2 separate regions of the Mus musculus genome follow, and region 1 is linked to region 2. A link is a loop called in an ENCODE intact Hi-C map of the cell type or tissue named here. Cell type or tissue: gastrocnemius. All regions are shown on one strand. Links, peaks and the distances in the headings refer to the core of each region. The heading gives the core; the rest is flanking DNA.

Region 1 (9,922 bases), core at 587-8,586, 240 kb before region 2:
CACAAGGGGCTGAGTTCTAGCAAGGAACAGAAATTGCATGTACGATAGACTAGCTTGTAAAAGGGGACCACATATGAATGGATGCACACTAGAGAAGAGGGTGGCTTGAGACAGAAATCTGTCCATGAAAAGTAGAATGGAAGAATTAGGGTTGGATCTTCAGAATTTGGGGTGCTGAGAAAATGATGGCCCCATTAGTGGAAATCTCAAAGTCAGGAGGAATAGGAAGCTTGTCTATGTATGTGCCATTTGGGTAAGAAGTTAGATACGATGGGTATTTAATATCCTAGATATCCTAGAGGTGGGTGGAGACCTGTCTAGGGGAAATTTGAGTCCAGTGATGTGGCTGCACATGCAGGTTTAATAGTAGAAGTTGTGGACCAAGAAAAACTACGGAGAGGGGCTGGGGAGAAGACTCGGTGTAAAGGGCTTCCTGACTGTGAGATGTCCTGAGTGACCTGGCTTAGGAACCCCAGGATCATGTAAAAGCTGGATACAGTAGTGCACATTTGTGATCCCAGTGTGCTGCTAAGGGAGGCTGAGTCGGGAGAGCTGCTGGAAGCTTGTGAGCCAGGCAGCCTGAAGTGAGAGAGAGAGAGAGAGAGAGAGAGAGAAAGAGAGAGAGAGATCCTGCTCAAACCAAGTGGAGGGCGAGGGCTAACACCTGAGGTTGTCCTGACCCCTACACACATGTCTACTCTGCACTCACACATTTAGGGACAACCCAATTTCAGAGGACAGGATAGAGTAGAGGAAGTAATGTTAGACCCTGAAGGAATGGCCTATGTATATAGAAAAGCCTGGAGGGCACAGTGTGAGGCGATTTCTACAGGGTTTCAGACAGAAGCTAAGCTGCTGAGGGTTATAGTTGAGTGCTCTGAGAGGATAAAGATAGAGGAACAAGCAAAGTTCAGTAGTTAGAAGGTGATGGGTGAGGGAGCATCTCAGTAGATGTAAAAGCTGGATTAATTATTTAAAATTCACTGACATTTATAAGACAAATGACCCCAAGGTCAGATATTTTTATGTTAGGTCAACTACTGGGCCCCTTAATGTCAGGGAGCTAACTCACTAATACCACTTGGCAAGGCTATCTGAGGCGTCAGCACACATAATTATGCAAACTCTCCTTGAGATAATGGAGTGCCTGGTCTTCACACTTGTTATTCACACTTGTTAATACAGTGAATAGAAACTGCCTATCACTGGGTACAGGAGTGGATCTTGATGTCTAGGCTCAATCCCAAATGGCAACAGAGAAGTCTCTAGATCCAATGGCTTCCTGCGAAACCATTCCGGTTGGTTAGTAATCTGTCTGATTGCTCCTCTTGTCTTAGGGACCGATTTTTGGACAACAGACCTTTCTGCTGGTGGTGTCTTGCGTGGTTGAAGAAGCAGTAATGAGACGAAGGTCACATGACTCGATGGCAAACATCTCCATTTGCTTTCTTCAGTAGGATTAACTGCTGATAATTATGGAAAGGAAGAGGTTGCAAGGAGGACATCTTTTATTTCTCAATTGCTCCCATTTGATTTTTGAGGCATGGATAAACAGATCTTTTGGATAGGAATAAAGAAGCAGAAAGAATATGTGATTTTGTTATGAAAAATTTCCAGTACCATTGCAAATGCTATCTTCTTTTTTTTCAGGCACTATTTTCCTTGTTGGTAAAATAAAGATATTAAGTAAATATATTTTTTATGTCATCTCATTTTTTAAAATTTCTTTTTCTTTCTTTCTTTTTCTAATTGAGATAAGATCCCTCAGTGTAGCCCATCCTGGATTCCTAATCCTCTTGTTTCATCTTCTGTAGGAAGATGACTACTACAAAGAGCTGTCCTTCAGTATGGCCCAGGCTGATTTGTACCACTATCTTTGACATTGTCAACACACACACACACACACACACACACACACACACACACACACACACCATAAAAACATAAAATCCGAAGCCATGATATGCAAGCAAAAGACCAGTAAGACCAAAATCCAACAAAACAAACGGACAAACAAACAAAAAAACAAAGCACTATGAGACAAAATGTCTACAAAAATACCATTGAGTTAATTTCATCTTGGCCATCTACTGTGATGGCCCCCTTTTTCAAATTCTGTGTGCTCATAAAGACTGAGCAACCAGAAATCCCTGTTCTCTGTGAGAGTCCTGACAGCTCTGAAAGAACTAGCAGTGGAAACACCAGAGACAATCAGGTGCTTACGTTTACGCATTGAAAGTAGTGTTGAGTGTGGAGTTAACACTCGTGTTAGTCATGTGTCTTGTTGGAACAAAATCCCTGACAAAAGCCATTTAGGGAAGGAGGGGGTTTACTTTGGCTCAGATTTTAAAGGTATGTGGAAGGACAGCGTGGTGACAGGAACACGAGGTGACTGGCCATATTGTACCACAGGCAGGACTTGGGGAGATGAATGTTAGTGCTTGGCCTTTTTTGTTTCAGTTCAGGACCCCAGCTCATGGGCTTGGTACTTTGAACAGGTTAAGATGCCTCTTCCTAAATCATCTAAACTGGATAACCCCTTATAGGTGTGCCTGGAAGCTTTACCCTAGGTGAATCTAGATGCAGTCCAGTTGCCAATCAATATTAAGGCTGTGAGGGTTATGATAGGATGTTTTGATTTGTACTTGGAAAGTCTCCTTCCTTTCAACTTGACAAGCTTTCTGAGAAAGACCCACTGAGTGAATTAACAATTTAGAGTGAATGAAAGAGTACCCAGGAGATTGGAATTAAAAGAGGAGGATGGAAGAGAGGAAACATTTTTCATTCGTAAAGGTTCTCATCCAACCATTCATTTAGAAGTTACTGATATTGCTATATGTTAGATAATATGCTGGGTGTATAATGTAGAGTTGCTTTGGTGAAGGACTTTCTGATACAGGGAGAGGAAAAATAGTCTTTTGAGAGGAAAAGTTTTTTCTGTAAGTCTTGAAGCCACTCTGCTATTGAGGAAAAGCTGTCAGTCAAATCTGAAGAAGTGCAGAGGCAAGAGATCCCAGAGTGAAATTCCTCAACAGTAACGAGGGGAGGGCCAATACTGCCTACTCCCTTCATCAGGAATAGTAATGTATCTCAGGAAGAAAGGCTGATTGAAGAAAGGGGTCTGGAGAATTTTAATGTGAATCTTCAAGTTGAACCACTGCAGGACAAACTGTTCTTAACTTTATACCCATAAGATTTTTACAGGAGGGTGGGAGAAAGTCAGGATTAGCTTTAATTAGAAACCAGAGCCCAGCCGTGGTGGTACTTGCCTTTAATCCTAGCACTCGGGAGGCAGAGGCAGGCAGATCTCTAAATTCAAGGCCAGCCTGTTCTACGGATCGAGTTTCAGGGCAGCCAGGGCTACATGGGGAAACCCTGTCTCTGAAACAAAACAAAACAAAACAAAACAAAACAAAACAAAACAAAACAAAACAAAACAAAACAAACCATAAAATGTTTAGGAATGAATTAAGATATCTTTTATATTCTTTTAGTAAACAAGGATGCATTAAAAACAAACAAACAAACAGCAAAAGCCAGGCCTGGAGGGCCATACTACAAATAGTATTAATTCAACTCAAGCTTAAAAGAGAAAATTGCCCCTTGGATCACAAACCCTAGATTCTGTAGAATCAGGAAGTTTCTTCTCCGAAAGCTCTTACCTAAGGACTGTTTGAGGCTAGATGACAGGTCACAGGTTCAGAGCCCAAAGGAACATTGTGTCTCTGAGTTATCAAACACTGACTGTCCAGCCAGCCCCTTAGCAGGGACTTCCTGGAAAATCCCTGGCTCCCAATAAGCCGTGGCAACATGTGAGTGGAAAGCCTTCCTTTAGAAAGTTGTCTTGATGAGAAGAAAGCCAGTGATGACAGAACCCAGACGTCCCTGAGCTGGCAGAAGAGCGATAATGTTGGTTGTGTTGACAGTTGACAGTCACAGACAAGGACATGGTGCCTTTGAGGCGTTTGCTCTCAAGGTGAGTATATTTTTTTGCCTGGTACACTTAGGGGTGGTGGTAGAAGTGATTGCTTGCCCTGCACTGATATCAAAGACACAGGGTCTACAGGATTCAGAACATTGGCTGGTTCCCCTCTTGGCTAGTGAAATAAGTAATTCCCTTATCTGCTAGTGAGGGTTTTTGGAGCCAGTCTGCACAGGTCTCAGGTTGCTATGAATCAGTACTTGTAAGGTTCCACAGGCAGTACGGAACCAGAAATACTGGTTTTTGCAGACTTGGAGGTTGAAGGACTCATGTGACCAACTGTAACAGCAACTTCAGGCCCTCTCTGGCAGGAGGCGGGGTTTATAAATAAACAGAAAGCAAACATAACTGACTCAGCCTGAAGTTTGTGGCACTGGTTTGATACAGTCGACATGCTTAATTCAACAACATTAAAGATGAATTGAGGTAGGCATTATGTATTTTAATAAAACAAAATAAAAACCTGCTCAGTAATATTAATCAGTGTATTAGAGACTCAGAGCATGTACATTTGAAGTCTGGTTTAAAAGTAACCTTGTGTTAGACTATAGTTGTTGGAAGTCCCCGAGTGCAGTGGCCGTATCATGTCCAGACGACGGCATTTCACAGCATCCACCTGCATCCTCGAGCTCCTAACATTCTTTCTACTTCCTCCCTGAGCCTTGAAAAAGGTGATGTAGAAGTTCTGTTTAGTGCTAAGTTCTCAGACACTTATTCACAGCGCCTTGAGCAGAGGGATGCTGCTTGCTCAAGGCTGAGAAAAGCTCTTCTCTATAAGTATAAATATTCAGGAGGTAGTTTGATAACATGCCCGCTATCAAAACAACAGTAGTAGATCCCTTCCTCCTATCCCCAGGGCCTGTGGTCTTCCCAGCCATGGGCTTTTGACCAGATTTACAATTCTAGGTATGAATGCCCTCCTAAGCATTAGATGAGGCTCAAATCTAATCAGAAAGTGGTTGGTTTCTCATACAACAGTCATACCACCATTGCCCCACGGGTACAGTTTGCACAACAGTGTGGTTGTAGCTTGCAGGGTTCACAGGCAAGTGACTCAGCTGCGGACTTTTCTCCCCTAGAAGCCTTCATAGCATCTTACTGTACAATGAAAACTAGCCAGCAGGGAACATCCTCTTTAAGGAAATCTCTCGAATCTCATTAAATTTAATCTTAGCCATTAAAAAAAACCCAGACAATGATTTAAATACATTTTTCACATTTCAAGCAATCCTTATTTAAAAAGGGAGTACACAAAGATACCCATATTTGTTGTCTGAATGCTTTTGGGAATGATAAACAGATTGATGGCTCTGGTGCCTGGTGTTGGTGCTGTTTGCTTCCTGGACTGACAGAGCAGATAGGCTGTAACTTCATGCACAACACACGGATTCCTGGGGTTAGGATATAAAAGTCAGTCTGTGGGAGCAGAGCTCTCTGGAGCCCTGTGTAGCACATGCCAGCACGTCAGGAACTCTGACAGTAGAGCTGACATCGACTCTCTGCCTTTCACTTCAGGGCAAAGAGAAGCAGATGCTGTCAGAGAGCCTTCTCATGCTCCATTGTAAGCAAGAATGGCAGAGCCAGGAATGCCCATGAGTGTCAGCCGCCAGGAGCTTGGACAACCCCAGATTAACCCCTGTAAGGCATTTGAATACTTCACTGTATTTTACTCAGAAATAAGCTCTCAAGCTTACTGTTCCACCCTGAGGCCCACCACTCCCTTCAGTAGGGTAGGGATGGGGATAGTACTCTTTCTCTTGTGCTGTTTCCATTTCTAGAACAGCTTCCATATAAATAAGTACTGCTATTCCCAGTACACTTAACACTGATATTTTAGTTGGCCTAGTCATTTTCTAGTTTGAAGCAGTGAATATTCTGTTACGTGTCAGTCAAAGATGCCTGGCACTTGAGAACTAGAAATGGAGGATAAAGAAAACAACTAAGATCCATATCCAAATCATGTATGTCTTTTCTCTTATATTTACCTTCTTCGATTTCATATAACTGCCAACTATTGGGTGTGTCATCCGGTGGCCTTACCATGACTCACTGAATTTCAGACATGGGTCTGTCAAGTCTCAGTTCTCCCCACTACACCTCCTGAGGGTGTTCTCTGTCCGTCCCTCCTTCCTTCTCTGTCCCTTTTAAATGTGTTTGCATGAATGTAATCCATGTGTATGTGAATGCATGTGCATTTGAATCCATGTGTACATGAATGCACACAGAGTCCAGAAGAGGGTGTTGCATCCCCTCTAACTGGAGGTGCAGATGATTATGAGTTGTCATGTGGATGCTGGAAATTGAGCCCAGGTCCCTGCAAGACAATGCTCTTAACCTCTGAGCCACCTCTCCAGCCCTGTTTTTCGAAACTTAGCAGGCACTATTGATTGTCTACAAGCATTTCACTAATAATGTGATAATCATTACTTTTAATTAGGAGTCTAGAGTGATGCAACAGTGAAAGTGAATGAGAGGCAGACAACTTAACTAAGCTCTTCCTTGCTAATGCCAGGTGAGAAGAACACCAGCAAATTATGTAATTCTTCTGGGTAGCGTTGGAAAAGTGGGGAGAACTTTCAAGTTGAGCTAAAATGGGCTGTTTGGGTGGAGATCACTTTAGTAGTTAAGACAGTGATGTGCTTTCAGAGAAACCAACGCTGCCTCACACACACTGATTGGACATTTGGTGTGTTTCCCAATCTATGCTTTGTCCATTGGAGGAGCACTAGATCTCTTGGCTGGGTGGGGCTCCTCTCTGAGCTTCAGAAGCTAAAATAACAAGCAATGCCTGGCAGAGTGATTTTCCACATTCGCCCTGTTTAAAGGAAGAAGTTTGTTCTGTTGTAAACAGTGATGGGAACTGTTTGCTTTGGATGGGCTTGGTCCTTATGAGCCAAAGAGCGCCTTCTTAGGCTGGGCTCTTGCCAAGGTAGAAATTGGATGCCAGAGGACCCTGGTCCTGTTGAGGCATTCTCTAACTACAATAAGTTTGGCCAGAAGAAAGTGTGCAGGAGCAGCAGGCTCAGTAGTCATGGCTTGGAAAAAAAATTATCGTTTGCACCAACCATTAGCATGGTTACCTTGGGTAGACTGTGACTTGGATTCTATTTTCCCACATCTCTGATTAGAGGAGGCTTATCAGGAGACTCTTCGATGCCTCTGTGGAATCCCTTTGAGAGGTTTAGATTCTTTCATACCTATTACAAGAAGACAAGCAGTCAAGTTGATTTCACTCGGTCTGGAACCTGTACACAGTGCATGGGTTTTGAATGTGTGTCTAAAACGAGCCAGTTTCCTAAGTCAGTTTTGCATTCCAGTCATGGTAGCATTTGCTATACTCAAGAGCTGATGATCTATTTAGTGCTGTGGTTCCCAGCACAGGCTCTGGAGACGAACTGATTTGACTTTGAACCCAGCCTCTACTAATTATTTGGCAAGTGATCTTGGACAGATCGTCCAAGTTCATTATGTTCTCTGGTTCTATAAAATAGAAGCTACTGTGATGTTCAATTAGGGAATGAGTACAAGGTACTTTGAATAAGATCCACAGCTAAGTTCAATCCATAGTAGCCATTTTTTTCTCCTTCTCTTGAAATTACAGACAATGCCACCTATTACTAAACTTCTGGTTGGAGAAGGACTTGCAAGACAGTGATAAACTCGGGGATGGGTTATCTGTCCATCTCAATTCCTAGGTTCATCCATATTTGTACACAATACAACAGAGGGACCATCAAATGTTCAAACATTTATGAAAGTTTTTCTCAGAAATGACTTTTCTGGTTGCATGCTATAAGGGAGATCAGGTCTGGGCTTACTAACACTCTGTCCTTTGAATGTTTTGAATATGAGCTGTGCTTATTATAGCTGACTCTTATCCAGAGATGGGTGTGTGCCAATCATGTAGAATGGTTGTCAATGGTCTGGAGAATAGGCACTTTCCATGTGCAACTAAGTCTATATATTCTCTCAGCTGAGAGGCAGGACATAAAATGCCATGGAGCAAGTGGGATGTGGGGTATGGGACATTTATAAGTAGCAGAGCATTCATTGTACAAATATTTCCTGTGTCTCAGTCCCCTCTGACCTTAGCTACTTTTTAAAGTTACTCACCCACAGCTCCTGCTATGAGCCATAGCCTAGCACCTCCTTTTGCAGTTCTACCAGGATGTCTTAGTCAGTGTTCTGTTGCTGTGAAGAAATACCATGACCACAGCAACTCTGAGAAAGAAAAATATGAAACTGGGGGCTGGCTTACAATTTCAGAGGGTTTCATCTGTTATTCCCATGGCAGGGAGTGTGGCAGTATACAGGCAGACATAGTGCTGGAGAAGCTGACATTTCTACATCTGGATCTACAGGCAGCAGGAAGAGTGAGAACCTATGGGCCTGACTTGGGCTTCTAAAAATCTCAAAGCCCACCCCCAGTGACACACTTCCTCCAACAAGGCTACACCCACTCCAACAATGTCATACCTCTTAATCTTTTGCAAGAGTGTCACTCCTTAAACAATTAAACATATGAGCCTGGGGGGGGGCATCTTATTCAAATCACCACACAGGTGCTCCTTGCCTTGAGTATTGAGTGCTTTTTGTTGTACTGTCAATCAGACCTTGCTACCCAAATCCAGTATTCCCTTGTTGCTTCTCTGATGGACCCTGTAGCCCTGCTATTTGTATATTCATTATGGCAGGCACACACTCATTAACATGTTGGGCATTTATTATATTGATGTTCTCTACGTGTTAGGTATTGCACTTGGCCCTGGGCATTCAAAGATGACTCAAGTCTTTGACTCTAGGGAGGAACAGAAATACAGATAAAGCACAATAAAGGCAGTGACATGGTGGGCAGTATTTAGAAATAGGAACTTTGAGTCTGAATGTTTGGATTCATGTTCTGGCTTGTCCCTTGCCAGCTGTGTGACATGGATAAGTTATTTAAAGGCTCTGGACACAGTGTACTTATTTGTAAAGTGGTGATTGTCATTGTGCCAACCTCATAGGATCATTGTAAGTATTGATATTTAGGGATATGGACAATGCCTGAAACACAGCAAGGTTAAATTTATATACTTATATAAATTTATATATTGGTTAAATTAATGAGTAAGTGACTATAATAAGATATATCATAGGGAATTATAGGAACACATAGTCCTATCAGCAAGATTAAAGCTTTGCGTCCATTTAACTTTGTTCTAGATTTGGGGATGTCTTTCTGCTTAAGAAGATATAAAGGAAGTGAGTGCAGCCAGTTTGGCTGTTCAGCCTCAGTGCAGTGTTAGTGTAAGCCAGTTCTAATTTTGCACTGCATTCCCAGCAATGAACCCCTTACTGTTCCCTTGACCCAAACTCAAACCTGTGTCTCTAGGGTAGTACCTGGGCCTATTTTGCTACCCTTAGTCTCTGCTTTCATTTCTGGACGAGTCTTCAGTTCTGGAAGAGAAGTCTTGCCTTGGTTACCAAGCTGCCCTTGTCCACAAGGATTGCAGCCACTAGCCCGGCAGTCATCAGATCTTGCTGTCTAGGTTTCTATATAGTACGTGCTCTAGAGTTCTTCTGTATTCTTCCACTGGTTCTGCCACCACACCAGCCTACTATTTTACTCTCCTGATGCTATGCCCTACCTACCTTGCTAGTCTTTTCTAATGCCCACTCCTCTCAGCAGAAGGTGTTTAGTTTTTGGTCTTAGCTGGATCATGGCTTCCTACCACCATTTACTCTTCCCTACTGACTGGAGGAAGCAGCCAAGAAATGCTGAGTCAGACATTCCTGTTCCACAATGGAATGATCTAGTTTAGCTGACCCATTTAGGAATTTCCGGGTATCTGTATCAGGAGGTAGTAGTAATAAATAACCATGCCTCCCTCCATAGAGGGAGCTGCTAAATAAAGTTTGCCACATGATGTGGGGGAGTATCTTTTGGTGCTCAAGTTA
Region 2 (9,922 bases), core at 1,022-9,021:
TTACGTTGTCTATGCTTTGGCTTGAGTGAGTATTTGGGATCTGTGGGTTTATAACTTTCATCAAATTAAGAAAATAATCTAAGCTGTCTCTTGAAATATTTCTTTGCTCCCCCTCCCTTGTTTCCCCTCAAGAGTTTTGTTTCTCCGATAACGTGTGTATTGAACCACTTGAAGGTCTTAGGTGCTCTGTCTTTCTGTCTGTCTGTCTGTCTGTCTTTCCCCGCCCCCCAATACTGGTTTCGTTAGAGATCGGTTATATTGCTGTGCTTTCAAGTTCACTAATTCTATTTTATTTATCAATAACCCACTGTTTATCATAAATTTCTGGCACTTAATCAAAGGAAGTTCTAGTTGGGTCACTTTAAATATAGTTCATTAACAAGTTTACAGTTCCTTTCACGGTCTTGAACATTTGGAATATAACAAGAATGACTGTTCTTGTCTACAATTCTAACATCTTTGATAATGTTTTGTTGTTATGTTTTTTTCTACTTCTTTATACTTTCTTGCACGCGCTCGACTGGCCAGGAGGAACGATGCTGCAACAGGATCCTTCCGCACACGTTTATTAGGAGAGCTTGATTGCAGAGGCAAAGAGACCCAAGCCCAGAACTGGTGCTGCTTATATAGGCCTAGGAGAGGCGTTCTCTCTCATCTGATTGGTTAACTTGTCTCTCATCTGATTGGTTAACTTTGGTCAATTCTCAAAACCTCATCTTGGCAAAAGAACCTTTACTGCCTATATATGTGTGGTGGCCAGCAATAGCCAACTGCCACTCTGCAACTGCCACTCTGCAACTGCCACTCTGTAACTGCCACTCTGTAACTGCCACTCTGCAACGGCTCCCCACAATACTTAGTAATCTTGGATTAGATAGCAGTTGGAAAATTTTCCTTGTTGTCCGGTGGTTATTTTCGTATTCTCATAAATATTTTAGTGTTGGTTCTAGTATGCAGAATTCTGGAAACAGTGTGGTGCTTCTAGACTGCATATTAAAGCTTTGTGAGTTAAATTTAGACCAGCATTTACTTTGGGGCTAGTTTTTTCCCCTCACTACAGATTCTGTATTCATCGAGCTATGAGAACAGGAGGTTTTCCATTCTGGCAGATGGGGACGTGAGCCACTTCCCACCCATGTGAGCAAGAAGCATTCCTTCCTCTAACCCTACATTAGCCTCAGGTGGGTGTCCTCCCTCTGAATCCTACTCAGACACTGGCTGGAGATTTAACCAGACTCCTTCATACTTTCAGTTGTCTGTGCAGCTGGGCCCTCTCTAATAGTCTGGCCTGAGAACTCTGTCTTCTTGTCTGATAATTCCTGTTCCATCTCCTCAACTCAAGGAGACCTCCTCTCTGTGTCTTGGAAGAAACATTTCGGACAGAAGGCTGGGACAAATTAAAGAGCTCAAATCACTTGATTCACTCTCATGGTGTCAAACAACCATCGTTTATCTTTTTCCATCCAACTTTTTATTGATCCTTTGTGAGTTTCACATCATGCATCCCAGTCCCACTCATTTCCCCATTCCCTCGTTTCTGCCCTCTCCCATTGCAACTGTGCCCACTCACCCCAAAATAAAATAAAAACCAACCAACTAAACAAACAACCCCAAACAAAAATGAAACAAAGCATAGAAAACATCTCATTGTAAAGCTAAAGTGTGTCCCAGTGTGTCCTAGAGTATACCCCTCTGTCCACATGTCTTCACTTGCAAATGGTCACTGCAATGAGTCATTGGTCTGGTCCAAGGCCTCTGGCTTCTGCTACCCATCAGTACTGGATCCTTACTGGGACTCCTCCCAGTTATCCTGTTGTTGTCCTGACCCTTTCACATGCTCCATCTATTCACAGATGATGTCGATTTTGGATCTGGGCCTGGATGGTAGCTAAGCTGGTCAGCCCTCCAGTTCTCCAGCACTGGGATCACCAGGACGAGCGAATCATCATATATCTTGATATATATGATGTATAAATATCATTTATTTTTATGTTTTCCAGCTAGGTCTTTGTCATGCCTTTGCCCGAAGTGATAATTCTGCAGTTATGGTTTTTGAATGTGGTTGATGAATAATATTTTTGGCAAACAGTAAATTACATCTGGATAGACCAATTAAGGCTTTTTGAATATTTTAAAATGCCCTCATAAAATTTACATCATTTTTCAAGTGTCAAAACATAGTTCTCATAATCTTACACTCACAGTTTTTACATAAATATGTGGGAAGCAAGTCAATGTTTTGTTTCTCATTAATGAGGTAACTGGAAGGATGCTAAAGTTAGTTATAAAGGTGAGACAAGAGAAGGCAAATGACCTATTAGAAGTAGGGAGAAAAGGAACGGAGGGAAAAGCAGGGAGAGAGAATGAATACTGAGATACATCTACTAATTTAAAAATAAAACTGACTAATGTTCCAGAGGGCAGTAAAGTCATATAGCCCCTGGACACATCTTCAATGAACAGAGATAATTTTTATCTTTTCATGCAAAATGTATTTGGACCATATCATGTTGATTTTCTGCACGCTAACATCTAAATCTTCATGGATTTAAATATGTCTGATTTTTAAATTAATGTTAGTAAGTAAAATAGTAATTATTTTCTCCCAGAGTAGGATGCCCCTATGTTTGGCTGCAACATTGAGTAGTGGCCACAACTCATCTTTTGCTTTACTGACAGGACTTGGAAAAGCTTTCTTAGCAGGAGAACTCCCTGGGAGTCATTGAGATTTGCACTCACCTCTTGGCTAGTCTGCTTTTGCTCATTTAATGAAAAGGTTACTCTAAAGAGTGGTAGTTTCTAACTGGGGCTATTTGTATGTTAGAATCACTTGGGGGTGCTTTTCAAAACTAGGAAAGCCAAGGCCACTTACCAAACCAACTAAATTAGACTCTTGGAGGGTGTAGCCCGGGTATCATTAGCTCTTTAAAAAGGCCCATAGTTATTCTAATGTTCAGTCAGGGCTGAAAGCCACTGGTCTAGACAGGGTTGCTCAGAGGCCTTTCAATAATAATGCCCTGTGACTTTCCAGCATGGAACACAAGCAAATCACTCTTGCAATGAAGAAAGTAGACATAAATATAAGCTCTGCTGACTGCAAAGCATTCCCAGTGACTTGAATATGATTCAGGGCTGCCAGCATTCATTCTGTGGTGTGGAAGCTGCGGGAAAGGCCAGGGGTGGGAGAGCTGAATGACTGGCCTTTGTGTTCCAATTATAGTCAGCTTGAGTTGCTAGAAAGAGATAGGAATGTCTGCTGTCAATTTCCTTTAGAAAAAGATAGATCAGAATTCATTTTGTGTCACTGCCTCTGGCTTGCCTCTGGCTTGCCGAGCTTGCCGCTGCCCCCAGAGTGAAAGGTCTTTCACGCAGTTATTATTGGAGATTGCATTTCTGATTCCAGACTGTACATTAATAAATTAAGGCCATGACTAGTAATATTCACCAAATGAAAATACTGCAACAAGTACAAGCCTTTTAAATGGCCTCAGACAATGAAGCTTTTTCAGACCCCGTTCCTTCATGCTTGTTATCGCTGAAAAGCATTTTTGTAGCCTTTATTAAAAATGGGGAAAGATCACGTTTGAAAGCATGGGCTTTTGAAGCCTCTCTTGTTATAAGCGTGTATATGAGGAACATGCAGAAAACATAACTAGCTGAGCAAGGCAGAAATTAAGGAAAGTAAAGCTGATATGTGTGAACCTTTTTTTGCATGCCTTTTTAATATGAGAGGGTCTAAAGTCAATGTTGGTTTTTTTTTTTTTTTCGAATGGCTTTAGGTATCTTTCTCAATTGTGTGCCTTTTTTGCTGTGTTACCATAGTGAGTAATATTAATAGAATCCAAATACTAAACCCTTGACCTGATTCTTGATTATTATGTCATATTCATTAGGTATTCTATCTAAATTCATCCATTTCTTCCCCAACATTATTGATGATAATCAGCTCCTTCTGCCCACTATAATGAAGCAGCTGTGTGAGCTGTGCAAGGACAATATTAACTCTACAGCCATGTGACTTAAGAGGAAAGTTGTCACTCTGAGATAGCCAGAAACAAAGGGCAAGCAAAGGGCAGCAGTAGTATGCAAATATGGAGCTCCTGGTGTTTAGGGGTTCCCCTCCCACACGCTCTGCTTTCCTTTAGAACACGTGTTTCCATTAAGAAACAACCCAACCATTAATCCCTTCAGATAAGCTCACAATGTTTCACATAATCTAAGAATAATGTCTCAAAGATGAGACCGGCTCGTTTGGTTACGCTATCAACACCGTTTGCAATCCTCCATCCACTGTTCCCTTTTAAGTCCGTGCTCAGGGGCCTCTCTTATAGCCATTACTAAACAATCAAGGGGTGTGGGGGAAGTATGGAGCAGAACTATGAGGAAGTAAGAATGGAGAAGCCTCGAAGCAGAGCTCCAGCAATAAGTTGCCCCGAGGGTGGGTGTGGCTAGAATGGACTCTTAGCTTGAATTTCCAGGTGTGGAATCTACAAGACAGTTGAGGACGAGGTTCTGGAACTCTGTAGAGGATTTGGGTTAAGTGTCCATAGATCACAGTGATTGGCTTGTAGGTGGTACTAAGTGGAGTCCCGGGAATGTATGAAATTACACACGGAGCAAGCGGAGAGAGCGGCGAGCAGTAAGAAAGGCATCATGAAAGGACAACATGCCTGTGGATAGAGAGAAGGGAGACAGGAAACAGTTTAGCAAGAAGTCTGGAAGGAAAAAGAAAAAAGCAAGTCTCCTTTTGTGACTTTAACCTTGTCTTGCTCCAGGCTTCCCCACCCCCTGTGACTAACCACCTGCCAGCTGTGTCTTAAGCAAACAGCTGTCTCTGATGACTTCCTATCTCCTCTCCTCAGCAAGTCTTATCAATTCCTAATGATACCTGAATTTGTTCTCTCCTCTTTCTCTTTCCATTGGAACCCTCGATGTCCCTCTGACCTGTTAACCTAACGTCTCTGCCCTGGACAATGGAAGTAGTCTCTTCACTGGTCCTCTGCCTCTGATCCTGACCCCTACCCCTTACCTGGACACTTACTGGCCACTGAGGAGAGTACTTACAAAGCATGACGACCCCTACCATTGCTCTGCTCTGCTTAAGTCCTAGCTTGCTTCTACGGCATAGCACAGCTTAGCATTCCTGCCAGACTCTCAAGCCTCAGCCTGAACTCATCCCCCTCCCACTCCCCAAACCCAGCTGGAGTGACCCTCTTGCTATTTTTTTGAGTATACCAAATTCTTCCCATGGCACTGTCTCTGCTATTCCTCCATGTAAAGTGGTCTGCCCCAGACCTACACAGGACCGGAACTGTTTTTCAACGAGGCCTCACCTTAAGAGCTGCCTCCAAAGAGGGGATTTCCCTAGCCACGGGGTCAAATTGGCAGAGAGTGTTTAAGTTGCTAGAGCCTTTGTTAATAAGGTATCTCCCACTAGGTGGCTTAAACAATAGACACTAAGTATCTCCTGGTGGAGAGAAACCTGAGACAAAGGTTTGTTTCCCTCTGTGAGCTAGAGATTGTTACAGGCTGTCCTCAGGCTTGCGTGTTGGCAGGCATCTCCTTTTATCCTGTTGGATTCCTCTATGGGTGCCTCTGTCCAAAGCCCCTCCTCTATCAGGCTATGGCTCACTGGAGTAAGGTTCACGCCCATGTGTTCATTTTAACCCGGTTACCTCTATAAGGAGGATTTGGACACTAGAACCTCAATAAATGGGAGAGGGGCACAGCTCAACCCACAAACACAGCCAAGTGCAACCATACTCCACGGCTGTATTGTCTTCATAGTGTTGTCCCTGTCTGCAATTATAATGCTTGCTTTTTATTATTCACCTCTGAAATTTCCATAGGGGGAAAAAACCTTGTCTGTGGAGCAGAATCTGCCAATGTCCCTGACAGATCCCGTTATCATAGATACCAATGGCACCCCACTGGAAGCATCTGCAGTTTTCTATCAGAGGTTTTCCCTAGCAGGCTTGCTGTTGCTTGAGGCAGGTGGAATGCTGGGAAAGGTCATGACAGATGAGACTTGGTTAAGTCAGCTGACGTGGGTTTCTGCCACCACCGAGCTGTTGTCACGGGACTAAGCTGAGTTACTCATAGTGTCCATGAGTGTACCTGCGTTGGCCTCCCTTCCTCCTGTCCATACCCTTATCACTATTATCTGCCCTTATCACTATTTATCTGCATCCTTAAAGGTCCATAATAAAAAATTAATGATAAATGCTCAGTATGTAATAATAGATGATCAGAGGTCACAATTGACAATGTCAAGGACTGCACAAAAGTATCTGGTAGGAGATACTTTTTATAAGAGCAATGTGGCAATTATGAAGTCTAGATAGAAAGTGAAAGTCTAGGTTTGGTGATCAGAGTTGACTAATAAGCAACCAGGACCAGGAAAATCAGCTTTTTTAGATGACAGCGTAGAAGAATCCTTTGATTTTTTTTTTAATGAGAAATATTTGTGTATATTTGATGCTGACTTAATAGCAAAAGAAAGGATGAAGATAAAGAATACAGGTTTGTTTGTTTGTTTGTTTTAAAGTTATTTATTTTATGTATGTGAGTACAGGGTTGCTGTCTTCAGGCCTCGGATCCCATTACAGATGGTCATGAGCCACCATGTGGTTACTGGGAACTGAACTCAGGACCTCTGGAGGAGCAGTCAGTGCTCTTAACCGCTGAGCCATCTCTTCAGTTCTGTAGATTCGTTTTAAATGGCAAATTAGTGGCTGGGTTAGAAATACAGATGGAACACCGGGCGTGGTGGCGCACACCTTTAATCCCAGCACTTGGGAGGCAGAGGCAGGTGGATTTCTGAGGCCAGCCTGGTCTACAAAATGAGTTCCAGGACAGCCAGGGCTCTACAGAGAAACCCTGTCTTGAAAAACCAAAACCAAACAAACCAAACCAAACCAAACCAAAACAAACCAAAACAAAACAAAACAAAACAAAAAACAAACAGAAATACAGATGGAGAAGTTAACCAGGAGCGAGAGAGACCTTTTGTTTTCTATTATAAGAAAGGAAGACAGAATATAAGACCCAGTAGAAAGGAATACGACTATACATATACAGATACAACACTTATTAACATAACATTTAGAATAGATATTTATGTATTTGGAAATGTATAAAATATATTATTTGTATATAAAATTTAAACATATACTTTACATTTTATTAAAATTATATATGACTAATACAATTAATTATATATGAATTTATATGCTAATCATGCATTATTATATAATATCATTAAAATAATATGGATTATTAAATTTAAATATATAATTTTAATATGAATATATACGTATGTACATATATTGGGAAATGCACAAAATAACTAACACTTATTGAACACATACGATACTTTTTAGGTTCTAGGCTATGAACTTTCACACATTATTTAATTTACTCTTTAAACTGCCATGCAAAGTAGGTATTGATGCTGTCTTTTTCTGTAGATGAGATTAAAATCTATTGCTCAAAATCAGAAGACAAATAAAAAAGTGGTAGAGCCAGGATGTGAACCCAGAATCTGAGGTGTCTGGATCCAGAGGGATTCATGTTAGACACAAAGGGAAACCCAAAGAAGAGCTCTGAATCTACGAGGGTAATAAACATTTGTGAATTTCGTAGGTCCATGCAGATGGAGACATCGGCAGGAGCTTGTGCTTGCAGCCGCTCTGTTCTGGAGAAGTGGATGGTGACTAGGAGGACAGAGCCGGATAGGAAGGACACTGTCCTGGAGCTCAACGGTGACAACTTGGAGAAGCTGCTCCACGGAGAGGGGGAGAAGAGGGAAGGTGGAAGTGACTGGATGGGCATTTTGAGCTGCACTGAAAAGCTTGCTGCTGTGAACACTGAATTTGGGGAGGCTCAACTGGAGCTAAGTGACTGACTGTCTCTAGGGACAATGGGCTGTTGGAGGTTTGCGATGGGAGAACAGAGGCTGCCAAGCTAATCCAGACAAGGAAAAGGTGTGTAGTTGGAATGACTTGCTTTTTCAGGTTCATCCTGAGAGTTTTAGAGTCTGATAGGTGGTGACCTCAAAGAATCACTGATGAGAGGGGGTGGAGCTAGAGAGGGTTCAGTGGTTAAGTGCTTGTTGCTCTTCCAGAGGACCCAAAGTGAGTTTCCAGTATTCATGGCAATGCCTGCAATTTCAGCTTCAACAGGAGGAATCACTTTCTCCTGGATTCTGTACACACACGCGCGCGCACACACACACACACACACACACACACACACACACACACACACACACACACACTTTAAAAGAAAGAATGAGAGGAATAAGATAGGAGACAAAGAAGCCAACCAAGAGTATATGTGCAGAATTCTCCTGGGGAACTCTGGGAACCAGTGTGGACACCTCTCCCACCCCCAACTGTCACCACTATGAGCCAGTTCTCACCTGCTTCTGCAGGAGCCATTGGTTGATGACGTCAGGTGTCATAGATGTAGGTACAGTGGACTCTGGTGGCCACAGAAGTACTTTAGGTGGAAAGATGCTGGTTATGGGGAGTGATATGCCAGGGAAGCTGTATTGAATGAGCATTCGGAAAACCTTGATAGATAGTTTTGGCATATGGTTTACAGCATGAGAACAAGAGCACACACTGACAAGCAATTCTCCTTTTCTACCATCCTTCTCTGTCTTCTACTGTTGTTGTTTCTTACATATTCTGTCAAAGATGGTATAATAGAGTGTGCAATCATGTGTGTGTGTGTTTTATAGAGATAGGTATTAAAGGTATGCTATTTGTGTGTGTGTGTGTTTGTATATATATATATATATATATATATATATATATATATGATATGGTTAGCATATAAAGTGTATATTCAGTGTATGTATATCTACATGTATATATATCCATGTCTATGCATTTGTAGACATACCCATATGTATACATAATCATTTATTTTGCTCTTCTATGAGTGTATAATCGGAAGCTTTTTGTATTGTTGTATATAACTTTGTCTCAGCCTTAACTTGTTTCACAAAGTTCAACTTTATAGACACACCACAATTTAACACATTCTTTAGTAATTTTTTTTTCCTCTGAGACAAACTGTCATGTTGCCCAGGCTGGCCTCAGAGTCTTTTTGTAGCCAAGCATGAGCTTGGTTCCCTGATCCTCCTGTCTTTATTTTCCCATTGTTGAATTATAGATAAATACCACCACATCCCAGAAACATGTTCCTTCAAATATTATTTTCTGAGGTTTTCTTTTTTTTTAAGATTTATTTTTATTTTCTATGCATAAGTGCTGGCATATGCTTGGGTACCACGTGTGTGCCAGTTACCTCAAGAGGCCGGAAGAGGGCGTTGAATCCCTTGGAACAGAAGTTATAGATAGTTGTGTGCTGCCTTGTGGGTTCTGCTCCCAGCACCTGGGTAGCTTGTCAGTGTATGCCCTTGTTCTTTTGTTATAAACCATAGCCGATAATACCTATCAACATGTTCGAAAGGATGCTCATGCAATACAGCTTCCCTGGAAGGAGGGTGGAGTAGTAAGATAGTGAGATTTTGCTGAAGAAGCTTGCTCTGGAGCTGACGTGATCCTGGGTGTGGACACGCCAGGAAGTCGTTGGCAGGGTAGAGTAGAGGTGAAGGTCAAGGAGGAAGAGGAAGTCAGCTGAGCTGTGGGGTGGAGGATCGATCACCCCCACAACACAAAGGCATCTGTCTGTTTATCTCCTCCCCGTGTTCATTTAACTCTGACCTGGGTTAAGAAGTCCACTGTCTTCCCCTGGATGTATCAGGGAGCTGGAGAGAACACTTCCATGTCTCTCCCTCCTGGGAATAACAGACTCTTCACACTTGAGCTAGCTGATGAAGCTCATCTATCAACATGGTTGCCCCAGGGGACAGGAAATGGTGTCTCCATGTTTTAGAATTGCATCTGTG

What was found. Hi-C counts contacts between places; a loop is a spot of excess contacts. Peaks named below come from ENCODE experiments on the same cell type or tissue, not always from the same donor. Only the 100,000 strongest peaks of a DNase experiment are listed, where the experiment ranks them.
Region 1: it touches region 2 in a loop (15-fold over the local background); 2 of 42 quality-filtered maps call a loop at or near these places.

What each region holds. Positions count from the first base shown.
Region 1 is chr1:60,605,365-60,615,286 of GRCm38, forward strand. Gm51626 (a long non-coding RNA gene) reads left to right here. Exons shown (of 2, transcript XR_003947834.1): 2 at 1,338-1,695. Among named protein-coding and RNA genes, the nearest start is that of Gm38388, 11 kb to the left of the region's middle. In gastrocnemius, for the core only: no CTCF peak of the experiment used is centred there; no DNase peak of the experiment used is centred there; H3K27ac peaks cover 2,953 bases.
Region 2 is chr1:60,848,179-60,858,100 of GRCm38, forward strand. No RefSeq gene overlaps it. Among named protein-coding and RNA genes, the nearest start is that of Gm38137, 11 kb to the right of the region's middle. In gastrocnemius, for the core only: no CTCF peak of the experiment used is centred there; DNase peaks (open chromatin) are centred at 3,159 and 5,998; H3K27ac peaks cover 916 bases.